2 separate regions of the Mus musculus genome follow, and region 2 is linked to region 1. The links are chromatin loops, found by intact Hi-C in ENCODE. Cell type or tissue: left cerebral cortex. All regions are shown on one strand. Links, peaks and the distances in the headings refer to the core of each region. The heading gives the core; the rest is flanking DNA.

What was found. Peaks named below come from ENCODE experiments on the same cell type or tissue, not always from the same donor. Only the 100,000 strongest peaks of a DNase experiment are listed, where the experiment ranks them.
Region 2: it touches region 1 in a loop (2.8-fold over the local background); 2 of 42 quality-filtered maps call a loop at or near these places.

The regions. Positions count from the first base shown.
Region 1 is chr8:15,990,121-15,998,496 of GRCm38, reverse strand. It overlaps Csmd1 (CUB and Sushi multiple domains 1), which reads left to right. Exons shown (of 70, transcript NM_053171.2): 47 at 5,715-5,903. Among named protein-coding and RNA genes, the nearest start is that of Gm46073, 61 kb to the right of the region's middle. In left cerebral cortex, for the core only: no CTCF peak of the experiment used is centred there; DNase peaks (open chromatin) are centred at 3,013, 3,669, 5,798 and 8,078; H3K27ac peaks cover 2,948 bases.
Region 2 is chr8:16,207,997-16,216,372 of GRCm38, reverse strand. Csmd1 (CUB and Sushi multiple domains 1) reads left to right here. Exons shown (of 70, transcript NM_053171.2): 18 at 4,485-4,673. Among named protein-coding and RNA genes, the nearest start is that of Mir3106, 43 kb to the right of the region's middle. In left cerebral cortex, for the core only: no CTCF peak of the experiment used is centred there; DNase peaks (open chromatin) are centred at 273, 3,956 and 4,600; H3K27ac peaks cover 1,760 bases.

The sequences.
Region 1 (8,376 bases), core at 89-8,088:
TCCAATCTGCATCATGTTTTCGGGTCCATCTCAAGCAAACTGAGCAAACTGAGCATCCTGAGATTTTTTTTTTTCTTTTATCACTACTTCACCTGGATTTAAGCATCTAGTGTTTAACACTTTGGGAATAAAAAATGTATAAACCATGAAATATAGCCACTTTGGTTTTGTATATGCGCCTAACATAAACTGACCATATACCAGAACTTAGACAAGTTTTAAAGAACAGAGTTCTAAGCTGCACTTGTTGGTCCAGAGACTAGAATACAACTAGATCACTCAAGAAATGCGATTTAGTAGGAGCCATTTGCAAGCACAGTGGGAAGGAAGCAGTCACATTTGGTAAAAGGAGGTCAGATACCTCGTCTTGTTCACTGCTAGTGATTTCAACGTACTTTAAACAATCAGGGTTCTGATGGGGAGCACCACGTCACCTGTGAGCAATGTACCATCTCTACCATTCTAGAAGATGGGCTTCTGTAAGGAATGAATGACCACTATTCACAGTGCCTTACATTACTCATAAACTTTAACTTCAGAATCACAAGGTACAGGGAACTCACTGCATTGGAAAGCTACTGCACTGGAGCATGGCCACCCTTGGGAGTCTCAGGCAGAATGAGCTTCCAGGACCAGTGGATGGACCCGTGACTCATCATCGTCTACCATGGGCTCATGTGCCAAGCTGTGCAGAGTTAGGAGACCTGAGGAATCTTCTTAGGTAAACGTACTGTCTGTATTGGCACAGCGGTGATGACCTTGGGATTCTCTTCTCAAGATGAGAAGTATACATACATACAGTTGAAATTTGGCCACTTTATACTCCCAGGCAAACCTTCCCATTTTCAAGTTTGTCAGGATGGAAAGCTTAAAACAAGCCTAGAAAAGAGAATGAGGAGAATCCCTTCATTACATTGTCCTGTCCAGATTTACTCCATTTCTGTTGAACTCTAATTCATGTCCATCCAGAAAACAGAGTGAGCCCACATAACTACGGGCCCATCGTCTCCATTCCTTGTACACAACAGGCACCTGTGCATGCAGCCTCCCACAGGCTCAACTTTGACTTTGTCTGAGGTTGGAAGCCCACGACTTCCCAACTCTGTAACTACTGTGCCAACCAACCCTGAGCTCTTTTTCTTTCTGAAGCAAATTCTTTAAGGGGAGATGAGCTGAGAAAAATCTTAGTTGTGTGTCTCTGAGCAACTCATTATTTTGAAAGGGCTCAAATGCCTGTCTATGGCTGACCCTAAGCACTTAAGCACTTAATTATAATCTTTCTCTATTTTCTAATTATTTTGTAGGGCTCAAGTAGGGGTTGGTCCCTCAGTACATTCTTGATAGAAAATGGTGTTCACATTGAATCTTACTTCCTTGGGCATTTAGACACACTCTTACCAGCTCTCTGAACCTAACAAGAGTTTTATGGGAGGAGAATGGGGAGTATTGCAGACCATGTGCTGAGAGGGTCTCAGTGTGTGCTGAGAACATGCTATCATGTTAGATGCTACCTTAGTTCAGAGAAAATTGAGTAAGAGATGACAACATATACTTCTCATGTTCAGAAAAACAAAAAATAAAAAAAGGAAACAATGAATAAAGCTCCAGGTGCAGAAAAGGGCACATGGCACTCAAGAAGGAGGAGCAGGCTGCCCTCTGGGTACTTTACAGAAGAGGTGCAAAGAGAGCTGGCACCCCCAGAGCCTGGTTTTTAAGAGGTCTTGAATGACAAGTGACTTCATCCTACAGATCACTAGGAAGGAACTCATAATAGTTTTCAGAAAACGCATTAAAAATAGACCTGGGTCAGCAAGATAGCTCAGTGTGTATGGGTACTTGTCACCAAGCATGGCCACCTGAGTTTATTCCCTGAGGACCCAATCTCAGTCTTTGTCCTCTGACCTCCACATGAATGCAGTGGCACATCTTTCACCTTCCTTCTTTCCCTCCCTCCCTCTCTCTTACTCTCTAACACACACAAATGAAAACATTTTTAAAACTTAAAAACATATATCTGGATAGGTTGTCCTTTAATCCCAGCATCTAGAAGGCAGAAGCAGGCAGATCTTTAGGTGTTGTCTACATAAAGAAATCAGTCTAAAAGGCAAAACAAGACAAATAGAAACATAACTGGACATCATTCACTAAAGGGCATCCAAATCTTTTTGCCCCTGTGGAGGGGGCAGGAGGGCACACAGGAGGGGAATAATTCCAGTGTTCTTCCCACATGCCCACCCTCAGCCCCCTACAGGCTTCAAGTGTCAGAGCCTCCCATTTTATTAGGCTCCTCCTAGTTTCCATAGTTATCCCACACTACAGGTGTTTTTATGGATTAATATTATTGGAACAGTGTGTCACAATGTAGTCCTGGTTGCTTGAAACTCACTATTGAGACCAGGCTAGCCTTAAGTCCACTAAAATCTTCCTGCCTCAGCCTATAGAATGCTGGGATTAGAAATGTGTACTCCCATGCCTGGCAGGAGGTAATATTTTTATTTTTTGTTTTAATTTTTTTTTCCTAAGGGTTACTCTATGTCACCCTGGATATCCTGGAATTCCTATGTAGACCACACTGCTTCTGACTGCCTCTGTCTCTAGAATGCTAGCATTAAAGATGAACACTCCACACCCAACTAAGAGTTAATTTTAATGACTAGTAAGCCAAATTCAAGTTCTTAAGCCTAGGTTATTTTGGCTGATGATCTGCAAGATGTGTTAAATGATGTACTACATGATTTTCAGCCTCATAGCTGATTTTTCATTTAAAAAAATAATAACATGCCATGTGTCTACCTAAAGGAACTAGGACCAGTTACCAGCGAACTCCTTTACAAGGTATCTCTGATGGTCCTTCTCTGTAGTAGTTTCCTCAAATGTCTCTTGAGGTGCACAGGGCATTAAAGTTATCACTTCTGGAGAACTGAGAAATTGAGCTTCAAGAGAAAGGTGAAACCTTCATGCTAGCTGGGTTGCTCCTGGCAACAGTTTATAGCAGCCTCCAGGAAGGAGTAAGTTCCCAGAAAACAGCAGGGCAGACAGGAAGAAACAAAAACACTTGGGCTCATTGGGAAACATGTTCAAATATATTTTTAAAATAATATTTGTGCCTGAAAATAATAGCGTTAAGTGTTAAAGAAACTTGATAAATATGGCTTTGCTTGTATTTTCATTTCATCCTCTCTACTAAGCAAAGGAGACCATTTTAAGAATAGAAGAAATGACTCTATTTAGGGCTGCTTCTGATTTGGATAGCTGCTCTGTGCTGCAGCCCTGGAGGTGACAATGGCTTTCCAGGTGGCATTCAGCAACTCATTGCAAAGTTTCCTACTTCCAGATGGTCTGAAGTTCAGTGTCATTTAAAACTCTAGCTGCAGTGGTAAGATATACAAGGTGGAAGGATGGCTGAATGTTTCCCCAGTGAAACTGAGAACAGAGTCTTCTTGCTAGCACCTGCCTGTTGAGAACAGGAGAGTACATAGCCAGGACATTTTCAGTTTCTATAATACCTCTGCCCATATGGCACCTTCTATTTAAGAAAGACATTTACATCTGCCATATCTCACTTCACTCTGAGGGGTAGCTGTTTCAACCGTCTATTTATAGCAGAGATGGTATAAGTGTTGGCTCTCATTGCCACATGGAAGCAAGTCTGTGGGATCCCTGGAACTCTATTTTCAAGCCCACGCAGGTGTGCACAGACAGAAGACTCAACCTACGTGATGTGTTCTTTTTAAAAATGCCAGCATGCCCAACCTGCAATTGGCAGAGTAAATCTTGCAACGTGATGTTGTCGCTGGATGAATGGGTTTCCATCTTAGTGAGCACACAGACAAAATGTACAACAGAAGCTAAAACTGTGGAGCGGTTTGTTGCCTACAGGGAGGGAGGAGAACAGTGGGAGTATTTCCAAAGCAAAGCTCTCTCTGGAAATAAAAAGGTATCGTGGTTGAGTTTTATTGTGGGAACCTATTTCTACTCCCATAGGGAAGCATTGGAGGCAAGGGTGCCTTCCTCTGCAATCCTAGTACAGTTGTACATTGTGGAGCACTTTGAGGTCCCAGTTTAAGAAGAAAGATGGAAGGCAAATAATTAGGTATGCTTGTCTCAAAGCAATGGAGTATTGTTTAGAGGTTTAGCAAAGAGACGCAGCTCTGCTGAGCATTCTGGGTTCCACATTACACTGAACAGAGTTTTCTCTAAGTTGCACAGAAGAATAAAGCAGAGAGCTCACTGGCCAAGCTGATTCTTTCAATTTTCTCAGATGACATGACAAGGCAAGGGTTTCTCCATTTTATTTGCCTCTTTTCTGTCATTGTGAAGAAAAGAAAAAGTAAAACCGATAAAAATCACCTCATGGAATAAAGTGTATTTTGACTAAATGACTCCAGGGAGATAAATGGCTATCATGGCAAGGAGTCAGAACAGCAGGAACAAGAAATGGAGAGATCACATCTTTTACAGCAAACACAAAGAAACAACAGAAATGGGAAGTGGGGTGTGGCTATGTACTCTCAAAGCGCTCCCCCAGTGACATATGTCCTCCAACAAGTTGTACCTGCTGAGCCTCTGGAAACAACATCATCACTGTGGACCAAGGGTTCAATTTCTGAACCTACAACAACATTTCTCATTGAAACCACTATACCTGAAAGGTGCCAGCCCCATTTGGTGGCTAACAATGTCATTACCATCACTGCCGGGGAAATAGGACTTTAGACTGAATTCTGTCATTGACTTCAGTTTAGAACTATTTTCAGAGATATTAACTAGTTTGTACTGTGGATATTTTAGGACTTTGATCTCAAAACATTTTAAATGGTCCTGTGATAAATTTAATTGCTTATGTTTTTGTCTAAAAGTCTACTGAGGTTTAAAGTATGCTTCAGCTAGACTATCCAAATGAATGGGGAACCTTCAAGACAATATTTAGGAATGACACATCTTATAAGCTTTCCCCACCTGTTTGGGAAGCATCTTCAGTTTGAAATGTTTTTGTAAGTAACATACAATCAACTCATTAAAACGGGCAAACTCACCAAATAAGATACACATCTTGGACAAAAGCTCTGGGCGAAGTTGGTTACTGATATGCCTAAACTGTGAGTAACACTGGTGTGTCACTTTCTTTTTATATGCTATGACTGATCAGTGTCCCTTAGTAGCTCTGTAAGCAAAGCATTCCTGTAATGTAATTTAACTTAGCAATGAGAGATAGCATTAAAGAAGTCTTTTGGTGATTTTACATTTTTTTTAATTAGCCTGGAAGTAGCTGGATCAAAATTGAAGGATGAGGAGAAAAAAAAAATCACAACTTGAAATATCTGTTATTTCAATAAAAGAATTTTTACTTTAGAAATCACCAATCCTGCTGAAAACTGTGGCAAACAGTGCAGGTGTGTGTGGGAGTGTTGAACAATGTTTCTGAAATTTGCTTCATACTTAAATAGTCACATGGTCACATCAAATATTTAGATTTTATTTATCCAAGTACAGCAAGGGTTGGAATAAAAATATTTTTTTCTTATACAAAAAGCTACATCTTGTTGTATTGTATTGAAGATGGGCTTTCTGTCTTTCTTTTTGCATTGGAGTAGATTGGAGGTGTCTGTGTCCTGTATTAAACGTAGTCAGAGCTCAGTAGACTGTCTTCCATCCCATCAATGTTTGTATTCATTGTATTAATGCAGACCTCTATCCATCTCTTTTCTCTCTAGCACAATGCCCAGCAAATGAAGTGCGAACAGAGTCTTCTGGGGTGATTCTCAGTCCCGGGTACCCAGGCAACTATTTTAACTCCCAGACATGTGCTTGGAGTATTAAAGTGGAGCCAAACTTCAACATCACACTCTTTGTGGACACATTCCAAAGTGAAAAGCAATTTGATGCACTGGAAGTGTTTGATGGTAAGCCCCAGATTTTCAGGGTACCACAGGGCAATTAAGTGTTCTAGAAGACTTTTAGTGCTCCAAATGTCTATTTTACTCAAGATGCATGAAATGAATAGCTCATATGGATATTGAAGTGGTAAATGTCGCACCTGTCTTTACAGAGCTGCTTTATATAATAAAATCAAATGAATTTGATGCCCAATGGTGCTACTTTCAATACCACTGTTCTGGTTTTATACAGTGGTTCTAATGAGCACCTTAATGCAGCAGTGGCTGGATCATCAACTGAGGTGGATCTAAGGCCAGTGTTTTCTTTGTATAGGAGATACATCATGCCCAAGCAGAGCAGAGCCAAACCCATGTGTGGCCAAGAACAGAGAGTTTTCTCAGGTTTTATGGATTTGTCAGATAAAGCACAATGTATTCAGTGATAAGAACTGCTTTAATTGATCTTGTGTGTTTATGTGAGTCTCACTAGTTAGATGGACCATGAATGATAAATAAATCACTGTGCAGAGTGACCCCAGGAGTCAAGTTGTGAGGATTGTTATATTGCACATGAAACTCTAGCATTATATATAGAAACAAATGGCACACACAAAGAAAAGCAGCCCACACAAAGCTTTTGTCTCTGTGTTTGTACAAGTGTATATTTCTATTTGAATCATAAGTAAGTATTAAGATGTGAGTTGTTTCAAGCTTAGGCACATCTTCTCCTTTGTTTGAATTAGAATATAGAAGGCAATACTTTCATGCTTCTAGTTTTCAGAAACAACATCCTTACAAATAGATTTTTTTTCCCTAATTGCTGATAGCCTGGTGCTTTCTAAATCATGACTAGACCATGATCAAGATCAAAAACTAGGGAGTAGCCCAGAACACAATACAAGCACTTTCTGTCTGGTTAGAAGTGGCTCATGGCTTGCATCACTCTGCTTTCAAATATACACATCTTTTATAAAGAGAAAGGTCACAGTTTTGTATTCAGAACTTCTGCAAGTGATGGCATTTCCTATGCACTGTGTTTATTTTATCTTGGCAACATTGGTGCTAGCCTATATTTTATGAGCTAAGAAGAAGTAAGCTGAGCATACCAGCTGTATGCACCATTTCCTTAGTGTATACTTTCAATAGTGCAGATATGGATTCTCCTCACTTTCCTAATTGTCAGAACTCAGTGAAGAACAGTGTCTGATCTCCAGTTGTGATTGGCTGCTGAGACCACTGGCTATCCTGGCAAACTTACCTGCACATCTCTTTTCTAGGATATTGTTATAGATGCTACAAAGAGGCATGCTTTCCAGAATATGCCTAAATACCATGATCTAGACAGAGATCAGACCAAGAATAGTAAGGGATTTGGTGGGAGATTAGCAACTCTTGAAAATGCACTCTTGTGTTCTGTCGGTAAAAATGGCATTTCAAGTATGGCAAGCTCAGGATAGTTAATTCCTCTGTGGCATATTATTTCAGAGGGTCTTGATCTTGTTTAACAGCCATAAGAAGACCTCACACAGCTCATGTTCAGCCATCTTCCACATGAAGCAGGGTCACTCTTTTGTAGGACATAGACAGTAGACTTTGCAGACAGTCTTTGGGCACCATCTTTCATAACAAGAAGAATCATTTCTAGGGATGTCCACACAAACTTCCACATTTTTTACTTTGTTGTTTTCCTCATGTATTCTTGTGATTGCTATTACCAGGACCCTTTTAATGTTTACACACAGAGAATAATTTCTTAGACTTGAAGAGTGAGAGTCTAGGACTAAACAGTGGGGAAGCTGTGTCTCTGAGGCTCTTTTTGGCATGTAGGTGTATCCTCTTCATGTGGTCATATGGTTTTTGGTTTTTTTTTTCTGTGTATCTGTGTTCTGATCACTTCTTCTTAAGACATGCTATTCATGGTGGAGTCAAGGCCCACCCCTGAAAACTCATTTCAAAGTAGCTCTCTCTATATAGAGCACATGTCCAAGGTCAATCACTCTCTGAGTTATTGAAGGCAGGAATTTAATGCATGTTTGTGCAGAGTCCAACAGAGCCTTGAATAGCTTTATCCATGATAAGTCCCTAACAGTGATTTGGGCGTAAGAGGAAGTGAAGCTGTGACCTGTCAGTATTTTCCATGAATGGAATGGAGGGTGCCCCTCCCCTTGCCCTGATAAGTTTAGATTATGAATAGCCACAGAAGGCCCATTCTCCCATTCTCTCACACATTTCCCCACGCGTGAACTTGTGAAATGTGGAAAAGTGAGTAATGATTTTAAGACAAGGGGATGCATCCACAATAGAAAAGGAACAGGGCATAACTCCTGTTTCTTGAAGCTGCTTTCTCTCCCAAGTGACATGAAGATGCAGTCACTGCATGGTACACAGGGCATTTAATCATTTTGCTGTATAAACATTTTGAGAACTTTCAGGTCTATAGAATAACGATATATGTCAATGATAACTTTAAAATTATTTTCATACTTCCTGGATCTATAGT
Region 2 (8,376 bases), core at 159-8,158, 220 kb before region 1:
GAAGCAGTTTCATGAGTGATGAGTGGCGTCCATGGCCAGGGTGCTGTGCAGAAAACTATCTGGTCTGTGAGTTCACGCAATTGGGTTTTCCAGGGTGGCGAACATTAGATCAGAGGTTGCCAGGAATTAAACCCCAGCTGTGCTTAGTGAATGCCAAGTAATTGCTGTGAACACTTAACTGTCAGTAGGCCATGGTAGATCCAGTGTGCTCAGCAGACCAGGCTGTTTTCTTCCCAGCTTGGCTTTGTGATTCAGCTTCTGAAGCTGTGAACGTATCATGTTATAGCCATAGTTATATAAATATACTTTGGGTATTTACCAGAGGGCTGCCTCACAGGAATGGGTTCTTAACAAGAGTCAACCAAAACTCAGACCCCACTGAAAGTCCTTCACAGGAAATCTGAGTGAAGAGGAAGGCTGGCAGGAACTAGCTGCAGCCCCAACGGAGCAATGGTTGTGGGGGGCATGAGATTTATGGCTGTTAATATAATCAAAAACAAATTGCTTACCTTTCAGTGATAGCTATATATTACACATACATACCATTCTATAAATGCACAAATGGAATATTTGCATCCTCTTTAACCTATTCCTGCCTCCTCTCCTTCTCCACCATCGATTCCCTGCCCAGAACCTCTGCTACTCAGATGCAGAGGCGTTCTAAATGCATTTCCCTGCATTTTATTTATACGGACATTTGGACATGTATGGTTAGGAATATTTTCCATTAAAAATAAATGATAATAAGTTCTAACTTTGGAACCCAAATGATTGCCAATTAATTAATTAATTAAAACTTAGTTGTGCTACATATGTATGTATGTATGTATGTATGTATGTATACATACATTCATACTTGCACTCATACACACATCAATACCTACACATGTGGTGAGCCATCTGAGGAGATGGCTCAGTGGTTAAGAGCACTTCCTGCTCTTGCAAAGGACTGGAGTTCAGTTCCCAGCCCCACACCTGACTGTTCACAGCTGTCAGTAACTCAAGCTACAGAGTTTCTGACATACTACACTCTTGAACTCTTTGTGTATCTCATATATATGGCAAATATCTACACACACGCAATATATTTACATATATTTATACATATACATAACAAACAAAATTTAAGAGTTAAGATATTTGATCTCTTGTATCTTTTTGTGTCTGATTTGTGACACTTTCTTGGAAGGAAGGTGTACACGTTGACACCTTAGCTGCCCCAATCTGTGACTGACAGCTGACACAAAGCAGGACTCACCTCGAAACACATGGGAATGTGAACAGCGCACATAGTTTTATAGTGATGACTATAAAAACAAGTCACCTGCCTTCACTCACCAACGCATACACTCACTGCCACCTCTTCACAAAGGCCATGTGCTGAGAAGAAGTATGTTTGCATCATATTTAGGTCAAATATCAGCACTATGTTTCAGCTGAGAAACAGAACAAAACCAAAATGCATCACTCTGCTCAAAAACTGTCCACTGATCCATCTTCTCCTTGTGATGTGAGGTTGAGGCCAGGCTGAGATACAGCTCTGACAGAGGATGCAGCTGTGTATACACAACAATCCTGATCAGCACCAATCTCAGTGCATCCTTGCAAGACTGACCTTACTGCTCTTTGTGCATCCAGTGTGTGGTTTCCCGCCTCCCAGCTTTGGGGGAATTCCTGGACCAGCCTTGCCTTAGGCAACTTGAGGATAAAACACATGACTGTGATCCTACCAAAATACACACATGCATGGACACACAGGGATACACATATACATGTACATACACATACATGCATGCATGCACACACATGCACATACATGCCCATGTACGTGCGTGCGCGCGCGAGCACACACACACACACCCCAAATTTGAAACATACTGCTTTCATATTTCTCTACTCATATCTGTACTACTGTTTATTGGTCTTTAAAAAAGAAAAAGAAAATTAAAAAAACAGCATAAGCTAATTTGTCTATGGGTATCCAGTATGGTTTTCTAGGTGTTTCAAGATGTATTTCTAATTTCTAATGTAATTCTAATCATTGGAAGTGAATGATAACACAAAATTCTGGTTTGCTTTTGTTTAACAGTCCTTCTATATTTTAAGCAAATTTTGTATGGAATAGGATCTTATTATAAATCATGAATTTCATTGTAAATATTTCTCACAAAATAAGTGCCTCCCATGTTGTAGAAAGCCATCACCCCATGGCCATTTCTGCATCAGCAATGTGGGAGCATGTTGTTTAAGTTATGAGTGTAAAATATGATTCCATAGAAAATGGAGATGTGTGTGTGGTGAGAGAAGAGTGGGAGAACAGAGAGTGAAGAGGACAGGAGCAGGAAGGGTACTGAGAAGAAGAGGGGAGAGGGTGGGGAAAGGAGAGAGAGAAAAGTGAGGGGATGAAGGGAAAAGGAAGGGATTGGAAGGGAAAGAAAGAAGAGAGAAGAGAAGAGAAGAGAAGAGAAGAGAAGAGAAGAGAAGAGAAGAGAAGAGAAGAGAGATAGGAGGGGTAGGAAGAGGGGTAGAAAGAAGAAGAAGAAAGAGGGAAGAGACGGGGAGGGGAGGGGGAAGGAGAGGGAAGAGAAGGGGAAAGGAATAAAGACAAGGGTAAGACTTCTGCAATCTGGTGCTCACCATTGCTGGTCCTGCTCACGTAACCTGCCACAGAGCAGTGGGTGTTGCTGTGCTTTGTATCTATGGAAACTTTGGCCCTTTGTTTTTAAAGACTTAGAATGACCATTTAAGGCAAATAAGTATTGGTAAAAGTAATACAATTCTTTTCAATTTGCTTTTTGTCCTATCACTGTCTAGCCACCTCCAACTTTTGAGAATGTGACTGAAAATCCACACCAGGTTTGATTGGGGGATGCTCAAGTCACAGCCTATGAATTCTACATTCTTCAAACCTCTAAGTTCACAGATTTCCCAGACTGCCCTGGGATTATTTATTTGCTCAGTTGTTAACTCCAAGAGTTCTGTCAGAATGAAAACACTCCATCCATCCTGTGACAGGGAAAGCATATGGGGTGAGCCTGGAAGAAATCAGAGCATGGCAGGCATACTCTATCAGAGAATATGGAGGCCTGAGGAGGTTCTCCAGGAGGTAGAGTCTACAGGCATGGCTGAAGGAATCACTGAAGGGGTGACTAAGATCCTTCTCCACTTGTGTGCCTGTTGGCTGGAAAGAATTGATACAGTAATTAAGAGCCCACAGCGGTATGCAGAATGGTCCTGGTGCTAGAAAACTACCGATAACAGAAGAGTCCTGAGGAAATGTCCAGGGTGTATAACCAGGATGGTCTTGGCCCTCAGAGAACTCCAACTATGAGCAACCAAGGTGATCACTAGGTTAATGAAGCACCCAGGATATCCAGGATGGTAATGACTCCCAGGAAATATCCACCCAGGATATCAGGGTGCTGCTGAATTTTGGGAAAGGCCCAGTACTCACACGCTGTCCTACCCCAGCTAGCCTCTCTGTGGCCTGCCACTTCTACCCCTTTTGGGGTCACAGTCTCCTGTACTACTAGGGATACATTATTATTGTTTAAACAGTTACTCTGGATTCTATGAACCACTTGTTTAATCACGTAAAGGAAAACCTAGCTCAGCTAGTCACTTCACTCTACTAAAGTCCAATTGATCAGACCCAGGATCCAGGAGGTCAATGTTGGGGCCATGAAAGACTGAAAGCCAGAACATTTTATGATCACAGTCCATGTCTGAGCTTACTGCCAGAGGGGAAACCTGTAAGGGAGTTTTCACTTCTCTAACTACAAGTACATTGCAATAACATTCCCTTCTCTGATTCTCATGTTCTTGAATAGATTATTCTAGAAAAGAAAAAAAAAGTCTCATGATGAGGTGACCTACTTCCTTTTATATACCAGCTTATCTAGTGGCATGGGCGAGTGGCAGATGGCATGGAGATTTTAAAACTGTAGTTCTATATTTATATTCTACAGTTAAGTCTATAAAATATATTTTTAGAAAACCCACACTCATGCAGCTGTAAACTGCATTTCATATGTGTGCTTGCCTGTGTGTGTCGGGTATAGGAGCATGGCAGTGAAGCTTCCAAAACCTAACTGGAATGCAAACAATAAAATCAAGGAGAGAGGAGAAGGGATAAGACCTAGCTTGCTGTTCCATTAACAGTCCATTGATTTTTCTGGGGAACAAAGGTAAAATTCAAAGACTTCGATGAATTATTCAAGGTTGTACCATTTCTCTAGGACCTGAAGAGGAACACATGACTGTCTTTCATTTGAAAAACAAGGTCAAGTATTTGGAGACATTGCTTTTTGCGTGAATGACTATTGGATATTAAGCGATCAGTTCAGTAATGAAGAGTTCTCTTAGATGATTCCCTGGGTCTGTGTATATCTAGGAATATATTATCGCTTATGTTATGGCACTGTTTTTTTTTTTTTCAATTATCCAGAAAGCCTTTCAGTCTTCTGTCCTCTTTGCCCATGCAGGTGTGACTCTTGAATCCGACTCCTGTCTGGACCCAGGCATCCCTGTAAATGGTCAGCGCCATGGCAGTAACTTTGGTATCAGGTCTACAGTGACCTTCAGCTGTGACCCTGGGTACACACTCAGTGACGATGAGCCCCTCGTCTGTGAGAAGAACCATCAGTGGAACCACGCCTTGCCCAGCTGTGATGGTAGGTGACGCCCAGGCAGGCAGAGTTAAGCTAGTGTACAACAAACGTATGTAGAGACAAGAGGACATGTGAACATGTGGGCCACGGTGCCCCGCACCTGACATGACCCAACGTGAGCAGAGAATGTGTTCTCTTTAGAAACTGTACTCTTAAAGCACAGCACATTTGAAAGTTGCTCATCAGTATTGTGCTATTAACTGGAATAAGCTTTATTAACATTAAAGAATTGTGGTCTGCTGTGCAACAGTACTGACAAACATTGAGACTGAGAGAGCCCACTTACGCATATGTTTTTATAAGTGTTTATTTATAGAAGGCCTAAAAGGCTTTGTGCTCTATTTAAACACTCCAGATGGTCAAGTCTCATTCTCTTCCGACTCAGGTGACCCTGGTCCACATACAGAATTTCCTCAGAACTAACATACATTGTCCTACTGACATCTGACCTTTCCCAGAATACCTCTGCTGGGCCTAAGGGCCCCCAGATAGTCTTTTAGATTATCTATGTGTCATCATTTATCTTTCCTTCTCTTCTTATCTGCTCCTAGAAATAGATTATAGATTACTGTATATCACTGTTTCTCTCAATTTTACACTAAAAGTTAGGAAAATGCTTTATTTGTGATCACTTGGATCGCTTTACTCATGAATATGCCCTGTTGTAACATTATTAGAAAAGCATATAGGTATATGGAAAATAAATACTTAAATGTGAGTTACATACACATGTAATCTCGACTTCCTTTCCTTTTCCCATACTGTAGGTACCCCTTTTATAATGTTATATGAGTAATAAACACTTGGGTTCTCTCAAAATATTAGATACAAATACCAGGCTCTTGGGAAGGTGTGTTTTCACTACTGTCAAGAACTAGTAATCCTTGAACTTGTACCAAAGTACTGGCTTAACCACTGCATGGTGCATGCAGATAAGAAGTGGAGCACTCAGGGTAGATGAAGGCCTTTACAGGCAAACACACTGGATCAGTGGGAATTCTGGACTCTGCACAGAACTGCAGAGCAGGCTATTTCCACATCTCTGGGACTATCTAGTAGGAGGGCACAAAGGATGGAAAACTGGGCACGATGACCTTCTTCAGGAAAATCACACATTGTTCACTATTGGCAGAACGTAGCTGAGACAGTGTTCTTTGATGCTATAGGATGTAATAGCATTGTCATCTACTCCTAAGGTCACCATGTTTATTTTGTTACTTGTTTTGTTCTGAGACAGGATCTCATTGTGTAGTCCATCCCAACCCATCAAGCAACCTCCATACCTCAGCCTCCAGGGTACTGGGTCATGTTGTTTGAGTTGCAAACTTTTCCATTATGGCTATGAGGAATTGAACAGTGAAATTTGGGACTGGGTGGTGACTGATGTGTCCTTGTCCACCAGTAAACAGTCACCACATTGTCACCACATAGTCAAGGTGACTGGCTGGGTAATGAAATGATGCTTCCAAGTGAAAGGATTTGCTTGACCCATTTGAAGTTGACAGTCAGAGGTGGATTCTTCTCAGCAATCACTCGTGCTGCCTGTTCTGTGTAAAACAAATATATAGACAGGGAATGACTTAGAAATGAAGTGGGGCTCAGCTCTACTAGAATGGCCATGTGATCAGTAGTTAGCCGAGATGTTACGAGAGGCCAGTTATAAATGGGATTTTCTAGAGAAAATGAAAGTGCATTAAACTTAGACATTTTGTCTTTTGTCTTCCAAGTCAGATTTATGCTAATTTGAAATCTCATCCATCCAAGGGGATCCCTAATGTGATTTGTTATGCCACCTTGTAGCACCTATCCAGGACTAAAAAGCCTACAATGAAAGGTTATTAATAAATCTTCACATTTCAAGAGAGTTTAGAGTTCAGCATGAGAGTTTTATTTAGTCATGGCTATTTACACTGAGCTCTGAGAATCTCCTTGCCCTTTCTAATCTCACACAATCTCTTGAATCTCACAGGCTTTTTTTTATTGCAATAAATCATACATCAGTAGGAAATGTAAACCTCTAAAAATTCATAGCACTCAGCAAGGGAACATAAATTAGAATGAATTATAATATTTTATCTCACCTGAAAAAAAAAAAGATAAACCTTTTCTTTCTCTTCTCCAAGCACTGCGTTTGTTCCCTTTTAATGCCATTGTTAGCACGCTATGATTGTAAAGGAATAAATTGAGCATTGGAGGCATTCCCTTCTATTTGGTAAAGGACAAATACACCAATCATTTTAGAAATGTTGTTATTAAATATTTTTGCAAACTGTTTATTCTTTCTGCAAACCTTTACTTGCAAAACAATTATGTTCATTGCCCTCTAACAGTGAGCATCAGCATAGTATTCTACACAGCTTTAAATTCACTCACGTGAATGGAGCTCTGTCTCCATAAGCAATGGCGCTGAATAGTGACCTCTGGCTTCCACAAGTGAAGAAAGAAAAATGACTAGGAATAAGTAATGAAAAAAAAACAAAACAAAACAAATAAATACAACTTATAATGTGCAATGAGAGGCCTGGGAGGCATCTTTCAAAGTCTATCTTCCTGAAGAGACTTGATTCTGGAGAAATAATTTGATTCGAGGCAAAAGAAGTAAAAGAGAATAGGAGAATGTGGGGATCAGGGTGAATGCTCGGTGCTGAGAGTGGAGGTATGAAACACAGTTCAAGATGCTTAACACTAGTCTCTGGGCATGGACAGAACACAGGGAAAATACCTTAGCATCCCACTGCCAAAGTTCTTCATCTTTGATAGTGGAAACGATTGTGGATTGTGTTTATAAGTTCTTGCCTTCTAAATGTGGGCAGTCCTAATTTAACATTTCCTTAATCTGCACAGCATCTGTCCAATAATTCTTTTGGGAATATGAGTCCAATATAAACAAATAAGTAAATAACAAGACATAGGCAGTTGTTTCTGTTAACCATAGAAAGGTCACAAGTCATCCTGCAATGGAGAGAAACTGAAATACAGCTCTGATTACTTAGTATCATACACACACACACACACACACACACACACACACACACACACACACTTACAAATTGCTGAAAAGGAGAAAAAGGAAGAAAAAAATGAAGCATAAGAATTTGTATTTCACATAGAATTTTTTCAAAGAAGAGACTAGTACAAGATCTCAGAGTTCAGTTAGAACAAAAGACCAAAATATACCAGCTAAAACCTGAAGAGCACAGCAAGCTCTGTAGCTTGTCGGGAGAGCACATGTCTAGGACATATAAGGTCCCGGAGTCCTTCTGTAGCATCATACACACAGGAAAGCTGAACTGGGCTTTGGCAGAAGTACCACATATAAGACATGACATTGGGAATAGAAGACAGAGTGAAGACAACAAAGGCATGATGTAGGTAGAGGGAAATAACTCAAGGAAGAGGCTGTGTAGATTTGAGGGTCTTTAGCTCCTGTGGCTACTACGGGGTAGCTAACATAGAGAGAGCATAATTTATGACACCCCATTCTTCCCTCTCTTGTAACCTTGTCTCATGGAAAAGGACTCTGGCCTGAAGTATAGTCCCCATATGTCAACTCCTTCAATCCTCAGTGAAGGTAGATACTTAGTCCTGAGCATGTTAAGTCCCATGTCTTGGATCCAAGAAATGAAAACTGAGTCTACAATCTTTAGTGTAATATTAGACAACACTTGTCATGATCTTAGAGCTGACTTGGGTGGAGAAAGGAGGT